Regions from separate parts of the Homo sapiens genome. Here region 2 is linked to region 1. The links are chromatin contacts, found by Hi-C or POLR2A ChIA-PET in ENCODE. All regions are on one chromosome and are shown on one strand. Each heading gives the region's core, a stretch centred on a gene start or an enhancer-like site at or near the end of the contact. The rest is flanking DNA. Distances are from core to core; before and after follow the strand shown. Region 1 holds the start of TSPAN13 (tetraspanin 13). Region 2 overlaps ANKMY2 (ankyrin repeat and MYND domain containing 2).

Evidence for each region. Hi-C counts contacts between places; a loop is a spot of excess contacts on that map. ChIA-PET counts read pairs that join two places held with the same protein, here RNA polymerase II (POLR2A). Pooled maps may share reads with other maps.
Region 2: a loop to region 1 is called in a map of Caco-2, with 2.6 times the contacts of the local background. The contact joins the enhancer-like site here to the promoter of TSPAN13 in region 1. A Hi-C loop is called at or near these places in 1 of 168 maps with a recorded cell type or tissue (Caco-2) and 1 of 50 pooled maps. POLR2A ChIA-PET finds 5 or more read pairs at or near these places in 3 of 52 experiments (A549, A673 and activated CD8-positive, alpha-beta memory T cell).

What each region holds. Positions count from the first base shown.
Region 1 is chr7:16,751,453-16,756,279 of GRCh38, reverse strand. It overlaps TSPAN13 (tetraspanin 13), which reads right to left and starts at 2,525. Exons shown (of 6, transcript NM_014399.4): 1 at 2,250-2,525. The coding sequence starts at 2,312.
Region 2 is chr7:16,598,559-16,603,358 of GRCh38, reverse strand. It overlaps ANKMY2 (ankyrin repeat and MYND domain containing 2), which reads left to right. Exons shown (of 10, transcript NM_020319.3): 9 at 850-979; 10 at 2,414-3,580. The coding sequence ends at 2,598. Among named protein-coding and RNA genes, the nearest start is that of ANKMY2, 45 kb to the left of the region's middle. Within about 2 kb of position 3,361, at least 2 of the 41 ENCODE cell types and tissues checked have a DNase peak (open chromatin) inside an H3K27ac peak, as active enhancers do.

The DNA of each region.
Region 1 (4,827 bases), core at 1,276-3,775:
ACTTATAGAGAAATGTCTCCCAAGTCTTCATGCTCAATCCCATCCCCAACTGCCTCACATTTTTTTCATCTTAAAATGTTGAGAAAGAGATCAGGGGAGAAATAGAAGCTAAATAATGGCCATGGCACATTTTCAGCATCTATCTAAGACTTGATCCAACTTTTACCTGTCACTTGCCTCCACTTTAAACTGCTGCAGTTATTTAAGCCTATTTACAATGTAAAAGAAGCAAGCAGCCACTAATTCATTTTAAGAAATGTCCCTTTGTCTAAAAAGTCTATGATTTAAAAGGGCTAGCCATTTTTATTGTCCCGTGAATTTCCAATTCATTAAGTTTTACTGCATAGCTATTAAAATCAATAGAACACACACTTTGAAGGTCAATAATTTAGAATAGATATTAAATAGTCTTAATATGTCCCTTTAGAATCACCTTTCTTTCGCCTCACTTTCCTGATATACTCTAAATACAACTAAAAATGATGTCTAGAAAGCAAGGAACTTCATTTTAAAATAACTTGCCTTTTTAAAAAAGATTATACATTGATATAGACCCTTCAGTGAAGTAAGTATGCAAAGTAGACATTCCACTCTGTGTAAGCAGGCACTGTAAGACTAAGTGTCTGGCAAACAGATGACTAAATCATTGGCAGAAAAAAAACAGAACTCAGGTCACAAAATAAGGAATTTAAAGTTCCAAGCAGGCCACTCACACTGATTTAAAAAAAAAAAAAAAAACCCTAGAGAACTGGTCAGCATTTACTTAATAAACAGCCAGGGTGATAAGCATACCTCAGGGTGATACAGATGAATTTTGATCTGAAACTTGACATGTATCTCCAAGGAACTGTATCACCAGGTGTTCTAAAATTTTTTTCCCAAGTCTACTATTAATGACCATGTTGACCAGATTCTTACTAACTAGCCATAAAAGCGTACTCAATGCCTGTTTCTGTCTTGCCTTCAAAGCTTGCAGTCATGTTCACATACAAAGGAACAGTAAAGGTAAAATGACCCAACCTCCTTCTCCTGTTGGTGACCACAAGGCAGCCTCTCTATTCCAAGGAGGTAATCTAAGCTTGCACAGATGGCCTAGCTCTCTGCTAATGCAGGGGTGCTGGGTTTGTTTTCAGGGTGGGTGCTGCAAAGCGCCAGGTATATTTATAGAAGGGAGCAAGACTACTATGGAGGGATGATGACAGAAGAGGAAGTTTCTTCCGCCCGGTAGAGACAGCCTGTGGAAAGATCTGGATTCCACAGCCTAGGTTCCACTCCTGACTCGTCAACTACCAGCTATGTAAACTTACTAAAACCTTTTTGGTCTGTTACCTTATGTATAAAATGCAGATAATGCCCCATTCCCTCAGAAGGTTGTCAGAATGATGAACGAGCATTGTGTATGTAAAACCTGGGACGTGATAGGCATTCAATAAATGTCGATCTGTCCTGCCCATCCTCCTGTTCACCCAGAATTGCGCCTCAAAAAATCACAAAGAGAGCCTGCAGCGTTAAAACTAAGAGGCCCAAGCTGGTTGGCAGGGAAAGAAACGACTTGGGTGGGGGCTCGCTTATTTCCTGGAGGACTTGGTTTAAAATGGAGTTAGGATATTGATCATGGACAAGACACACAGAAAAAGCACCAAGTACTAGCAAAACTGACAACAACAAAAACAAAAAGACATCCCTTTACTGTGAGCACGAAACAAACTTCGGAAGCAGCGGACATCCTGTGAACCTACTCAGTGGCCTCAATTAAAATCCCGAGGGTACCAAGAGCTAACCCAGAGGCACACCAGCCATATGCCGCCTCGTCAGTTTCAGGCCACGCCATTCCGCAAAACTGTCCGCAAGCCCTGACGGCTCTCGCGCCTCCACGCCTGGCCCAGATGCGTCTGGATGTCAGGAGCGAGCGGCAGAAGGGTACGGGGTGGGAAAGCGGAGAGGTCCGGTTGAATGTTTGAAAAACAAGGCGGTGGGTGAGGGGGCGGGGTGGAGCAATGTGGCAGAGACGCGGCCAGCGAGCCTGAGAGACCGCGGCTTCACAATGAACGAAAGGAAGAGACTGCGACAAGCGCCGGCGCCCGGTCCCCGGCGGGGACGGATGGTGAGGCCGGGGGCGCGCAGACGTGGGAAGCCGGGAAGGGGGCGCGGGATGCAACGAGTGAGTCGCTGACCAGGCAGGGAAGCCAAAGAGCTCCCAAGCAGGTGCAAAGCCCCCAAGCGAGCAGGAACGGACTGGGGATACTCACGGTGTAAAGCAGGTTGAGGGCGCACAGGCAGTTCTTGGAACACGCGAAGCCCCCGCAAACCATCTTGGAACCTGTGGTTGCCGGCAGCTGCACGTAAATTCGACTCCGGCGGAGGTTCCCTGACAGCTGCTTTGTCCTTGCCTTTGGGGCCTGGCCCAGGCGGGGCAGCAACGCAGACGTGGGTGGGGGGCCGGGGCCTGGGGCTGCAGTGCGCGGCGCGCGCGCGGCGGCGGCTCGGACCCGCTTTGGAACCTGCGGCCGCCGCAGCTGAGCCGGAGCAGGAGCCCGAGCCCCGCCCAGCCCCTTCGTCTCGCCCCGCGCGCTGATTGGCCGCTGGCAGGGAACAAAGGTAGAAATATGCAAATAAATGCGCTCCGCCGACCGGGATCCGGGAGGGGCGGAGCGGTCCCGGGGCGAGGGGGAGAGGGCCAAGGCCGTGTGGGAGGGAGCCCCAGGCCAGAGCGGCGGCCTTGGTGTAGTTTCCCCAGGAGCAGGTGAGGAGGGAGGGCGGGGCTCGGAGGAGATCCACGCTGGCAAGGAGAAATATGACAGCACCTCTGGATTCTTGGCCCTGGCAGATGACGTGGCACCATTTTGAATGAGATTTCAAAACTAAGCACCTGGCCTTGTTTGAGGGAAGGAAGGCAGGAAGCAAGTAATGAATGAAAACATGTGAAAGATTTAAAAGAGAACGAAGTAGAGGCAAATGAAAGGGAGAAAATAAGTGAAACAATAAAAAATAAAATAAAATCCCTGCTTCTCTCAGAAAATAAGATATGTGCCCTATAATTGTGACCTGGACAGGTCAGACTTATCCTACAAAGATTTGCAAAATACTAATAAACTTTATGAATACATGCATGCAAAGGAAAATCAAGAGCGGGAGAAGGTGGGGATGGTTAATAGGTCCAAAAAAATAGAAAGAATGAATAAGACCTACTATTTGATAGCACAATAAAGTGACAATCGTTAATAAGAACTTAATTGTGTATTTTAAAATAACTTAAAGAATGTAATTGGATTGTTTGTAACTCAAAGGATAAATGTTTCAGAGGATGGATACCCTATTCTCCGTGATGTGCTTATTTCACATTGCATGCCTGTATCAAAACATCTCATGTACCCCGTAAATATATACATCTGCTACGTGTCAACAAAAGTTTTTTAAAAAATTTTAAAAAGAAAATCAAGAGAGATTATTTTTGTGTTCTGGTCGTGAATTTCAATAAACTTATTTTTTCACAAAAATAACTGAAAATCTTCAAATAACTCAGACTTCACCTCAATTAATTCATTATCAGTTTACTGCTTCTCTACTATAGAAATGCATCTTGTATCCTTAATTCCTCACCTATAAATTGAGATTTTAGAAGTATGTCAAGCACTTTTTGCATAGTGGCTGGCACAGGGGAAGGCCTCAATAAATGTCAGCTAGTATTCATAGATCTGACATTTTGTAAAGGCCTACTGTGTTCCAGGCACTAAGCGAAGGCAATAAAGGTTTATTTACTTCATAGTAGTTTCTACCAAAGAAAAAGGTTTTATAAAGAGATTTGCAAGTTTACAATACTATATCTAACCTAAAGGTTCATACGGAGTAAATTATGTAATTGCAAATGCTAAATTGTATTAAATTAAATTAAACATTGCAGCTGATTAAAATAATTCGTCTTCTTAGAATTCTCTGCTCCCTCTTCCAGCCTCTCCTTCCCTCCCCTGACCCCACCATACCAACAAGACCTCATTAATTTGTTAGGCTTTCTATTCCACATTAACCTTTTATATACAGCTAGAAATATTTCAAAAACTAACCTGGAAAATGATCCTCAAACACAAACAATGCTTTGATGATGCTCAACTTTCCTTTTTAATAGCCAGAGGTTTACAAAAGATGAGGCATTGGCAGGGAAATCTATTCATTCTCTTCCCATTCCTGGGTGTCACCAACATTAGTACCACTTCAACTATCACTCAACCAACTATTGCAACTCTCTCTTTGGCTTCTGCATAATATCTTCACTATCTCCCTATAGGCTGAATCACTTTGTTTTCCCAGAGAAGTACCACCTATCAGTCAGGGTCCCAGCAAAAAGGAGATGACTCGTTCAAATAGCATAACTGAGAAGAATTTCAAAAAGGGACTATTTTCAAAAGTGTGGACAAAGTTAAAGGAAACCGGCTGGGTGCGGTGGCTCACACCTGTAATCCCAGCACTTTGGGAGGCCGAGGGTAGTGGATCACCTGAGGTCAGGAGTTTGAGACCAGACTGACCAACATGGTGAAACCCCGTCTCTACTAAAACTACAAAAATTAGCCAGGCGTGGTAGCGGGCACCTGTAATCCCAGCTACTTGGGAGGCTGAGGCAGGAGAATCACTTGAACCCAGGAGGTGGAGGTTGCAGTGAGCCAAGATCGCGCCACTGCTCTCCAGCCTGGGTGACAGAGTGAAATTCTGTCTCAAAAAGAAAAGGAAACCAACAAAGCATGATGAGGCAGCTCAGAGATAGTAAGAGCAGGAAGTTCTAATTACCCCTAAGACTAAGGGGGTGATTTAAGGGAACAGTTACAGAAGCCAGGC
Region 2 (4,800 bases), core at 2,112-4,611, 150 kb after region 1:
GCTAGAGTGAGTTGCTGCTTCCTCTATGCCTCCATCACTCTTACATCCTGTACTGTGTTAAGAAATTATGTATTTAGGTGCCTGCCTCTCTCCCTTCTTCCATATCTTTCTTTTTCTTGATGCTAGCTACCTTTGGGACAACTCTATCTTCCTTGTCATTGTACTGTACCAATTCTGGCACATAGCGGGTTCATAATAAGCTATTTGCTAAAGTCTTTGGTAGACTGTTTGTTATATATTCATTATTGTTTTAAAGTAAAGCTACAAACTATAAATCTAAATCAATACAAAGATACTGTGTTAGGCCGTTCTTACGTTGCTATAAAGAAATACTTGAGACTGGGTCATTTATAAAGAAAAGAGGTTTAATGGGCTCACGGTTCTGAAGGTATACAGGAAGCATGGCATGGGCATCTGCTCAGCTTCTGGTGAGGTCTCAGGAAGCCTTCAATTATGGTGGAAGGTGAAGGGGGAGCAGGCATGTCACATGGCAGGAGCTGGAGCAAGAGGAGGTGGGGGAGTTGCCACATACTTTTGAACAACCAGATCTTGTAAGAACTCACTCAGTATTGTGAGGACAGCACCAAGGGAAGGGTGCTAAACTGTTCATGAGAAAACCGCCCCCATGATCCTATCACCTCCCACTAGGCCCCACCTCCAACATTTGGGATCACAATTCAGTATGAGATTTAGAGGGGACAACATCCAAACTATATCAACCACATATTATGGTTTTAAAATAAAGTATGGAAAATGACATTTTTATAGCTTAGTTCTTGGTTTAGTCATAGTTAGGAAATCATACAACCCAAGCTCTGGAAATGAAAATAAACCAACAATTGCTTTCAGGTAATATATTGTGATCAAACCTGCCAGAAAACACACTGGTTTACTCATAAGAAAATCTGTAAGAATCTGAAGGACATTTACGAAAAGCAACAGTTGGAGGCTGCCAAAGAAAAGAGACAAGAGGAAAACCGTATGTATATAAAAACCGAGTTCACTCTGCTTTTTAGTGGAGAGAGAGATGATAGGTGATCTTAACACACTGAAACTGCGTCTTCTCTGGAAGCCATAGGAGCTCAGGAGTGACCGATGTAAGAATCACATTTAAATTTTAATGTGTCCCGTTTTTAAGTTCTTAGGATATAGTCAGCCTGGACATCACTGGAAAACAGAGACATCAAATTCTGAGGGATGTAGCTTATTTCATATTTTACATTCTAGCTTAGGTTACTGCCCTGGAACAATGGGACCCTTAATGGGTATTAACTTATATTCTGCTCATGAAGGATTTTAAAGTCTTTGAATAAGGGAATTAATTAAATTTCCACTAATGGCTACCAGAAGATTTTAAGGGTGGAAGCCTTTAAATTCCTTAATTAAATTTCAGAACTACAGGTGAAATTACAGAGTATATTTATAAATCATTCATTAAATTGCAGATCTAATATACAGATCAAATTTCTACAAGTGTCATAGCAGTGAATTTTGTATTTTTTTTTCTCCATCCCTCTTGAGGTTTTGTGACCCATTTTCATCAGAAATAGTGAGTTGCTTCAGCAGTGATTATCAGATTGGAGAGGAGAACTGCCCCCACCCTCATGCCTCATTCCAGAGAATGTATCATATGTTCTGGGGGAGTGCATGTAATTTGAAAAAGATGCCTCGGTTATTCTGATACCAGGCATTTCTGCCTCCATCTCTCAAGGAACCATATCCGCTTTACTACTGGGTTGAGATATACTCTCAGTGGAATTAAATGGTTTGTACACAATTAAACCATTTATCCTTAAGAGAATAGTCAGGCTTTCTGACTGCCATGCCTTCTCTTGTTTTCTTGACCAAACTTTTTTATTCTATGTGCTAAGGACAGAAAGTAACAAATGTTCATTACTAACACACTATTGAGGGAGAATAAGATTGTCAGTAGAATGGGCACTCCCAGTTGTTAAGCATCATTCATGCACCAAACACTGCTCTAAATGTTACAGACAACTTTATTCTTCACCAATGTAGGATAGCCTTTATTACCTGCATATTATAGACAAGGGAAACAACTTCATGCAGGCAATTACCTCTCCAAGGACATCAAATAAATTCACAGAAAAGCTGTATTCAAATACAGGCTTTGTCAAATCCCAAGCAACAATCTTGATTTAGAGATGGCTTTGGAGCCAGCGGCCTGAGTTCAAATGCTGGTTCTGCTGTTTCACTAGCCAGGAAACTTGCAGCAAGCTACCAAACCTCTCTCTTCTCAGTTTTCTCATTTGTAAAATAACGTTAGCGATGACAGTAGAGATACTAATATACCTCATGTAGTTGATAGGAAGATTAAATAATACATGTAAAGCATTGAGAAGAGTGTCTGACACATGGTAGGAACAAAATAACTTCTTCTTTTTTTAATCAGACGGCAAACTTGATGTCAATTCTAACTGTGTTAATGAAGAGCAACCAGAGGCTGAAGTAGGTATCTCTCAAAAGGATTCCAATCCTGAAGATTCCGGGGAAGGAAAGAAAGAATCTCTTGAAAGCGAAGCTGAGTTGGAAGGCTTACAGGATGCTCCTGCAGGGCCACAGGTGTCTGAGGAGTAAAAGCCAGAGCAAGTGCCAGTGTGGATGATCCTCACCCTGCAAGAAGCTGGAAAACTCCTAGGAATGCATTGTCCTCACCTTGTTATACCTGCGTGGCACCATGGCAGGATTCCACATTTCATAGAATACAGGTTTTCAAGCAAACCCCTGTTGACCATGCCCTAATTTCCTATTGATTTCTGTTCTATAATTGAATGGATATTCCTATGGAAAATTTTTTGTTTCAAAATACAGGAAAAACATTCCTATTACCTTTCTGAGGCTGGCTTTCCAGCAATTGTTTCAAAGGAAAATAGATCCCCTTAAAGAAAAAATACAGGCTTTAGGGAACAAAGGGACAAGCAGAACAGGTGTGGAAGAGAGATTTTCAGGAAGGGAAAAATTTATAGCTACAGAGGGTAGTTAGAAAAATCATAACTTATATGTGAATAAAATACATATAAGCAGCATTTACGGTAGTGGCATTCTACTTATTAAGATGCAATGAAATGAAGAAAGGCTTTATGTTCAAGGACCTTTGCCATAGTTCAGCTAATTGTAGTTTTATATAGAAATGATCCTGAACACTCTGAACTTGACGTAGTCCTGCGGTGATATTCTATCTGCAGTATTTGTACCTCCAGAATGGCAGATCCCTCAGCAGGAACAAAGGCATATTGACGGTTCTCTCAGCGTATGCATTAAAAAAGGTACTTCCTGAAACTTTTGATTCAATAATGACTAAACATACTATGTACACAATTACTGTAAGGCTAATTCACGTGCCATACTCCACCTGAAAGCCTGAGTTATCTTGCTATAAGCTTTTCATGGAGCACTTCCTTTCCAGAAACTGATTTGTAACTCATTTAGAGAATGTCCTGGCGTCGGTTTTTAGCATATGTGGTATTTAAACAGAGCTAGAATGTGATGTCTGAAGATAATGCTGCATTTCTGGGTTTCTTGTGTGGATTTTAAAATAAATTGTGCCTACAAATATAAACAACTCATCTTGTTTTATAATTTGCTGGGGAGTGGCAAATATTAGAGAAGTATTAGAGAACTTAAAAAATAATAGGGAACTTGACAAATATTGGAGAACAGCAAAGTAATAATTATTTTAATATGTACAATTGCAGAACAAAATGACTAGAATTCTCACCTCACTTTGCTGATCAAATTCTATCTTGTGGATTTTGTTTGTTTGTTGGTTTGTTTTTGTTTTGAAATGGAGTTTGGCTCTTGTCGCCCACACGGGAGTGAAATGGCACTATCTCAAGCTCACTGTGACCTCCGCCTCTCAGGTTCAAGTGACTCTCCTGCCTCAGCCTCCTGAGTAGCTGGGATTACAGGTGCCCGCCAACACGCCCAGTTAATTTTTGTACTTTTTTTTGTTTGTTTTGAGACAGAGTCTCACTCTGTTGTCCAGACTGGAGTGCGGTGGTGCAATCTCGGCTCACTGCAAGCTCTGCCTCCCCAGTTCACGCCAGCTAATTTTTTGCATTTTTAGTAGAGACGGGGTTTCATCATGTGAGCCAGGATGGTCTCAATCTCCTGACGTCGTGATCCACCCACTTCGGCCTCCCAAAGTGCTGGGATTACAGGCATAAGCCACTGCGCCCGGCCATTTTCGTGTTTTTAGTAGAGATGGGGTTTCACCATATTGGCCAGGCTAGTCTCACACTCCTGACCTTAGGTGATCCACCTGCCTCGGCTTCCCAAAACACTGGGATTACAGGCGTGAGCCACTGTGCCCGGCCTATCTTGTGGATTTTTATCTTCCTGACACTCCATTATTTTTTTCCTAGCCCAAACATATACCCTATACCACACACACCCTATACCATGCTGGCTCTAGGATGACTTTGAGTAAATTCAATGTTGAGGGTTAACTGGTTAGGAATTCAGCAAGCGAATTTAGACTGAATTTGTTAATCATGACAAGCCTCCCTCCGAAAAAAATAAAATCATTCATCCAAGTACTTCATCTATACACACACTGATGAACATTTATCTTTAGGTAGTAAAGGAGCCCTCCCAGCCCTCGCTCTCCCACTGACATGCTTTTTACCTGAGTTCCCGGATTTTAGTGATTTTTTATAATGTTTGTGTTACCATCAATTCTCCTTTTCTTCACCCCACTCTGTCACATGCTGTGGAGGACTCTGGCAAGAGGGCACGGCCCCTGTCTTTGCATACCATGGAGGGTTGTGGAAAAGCAGA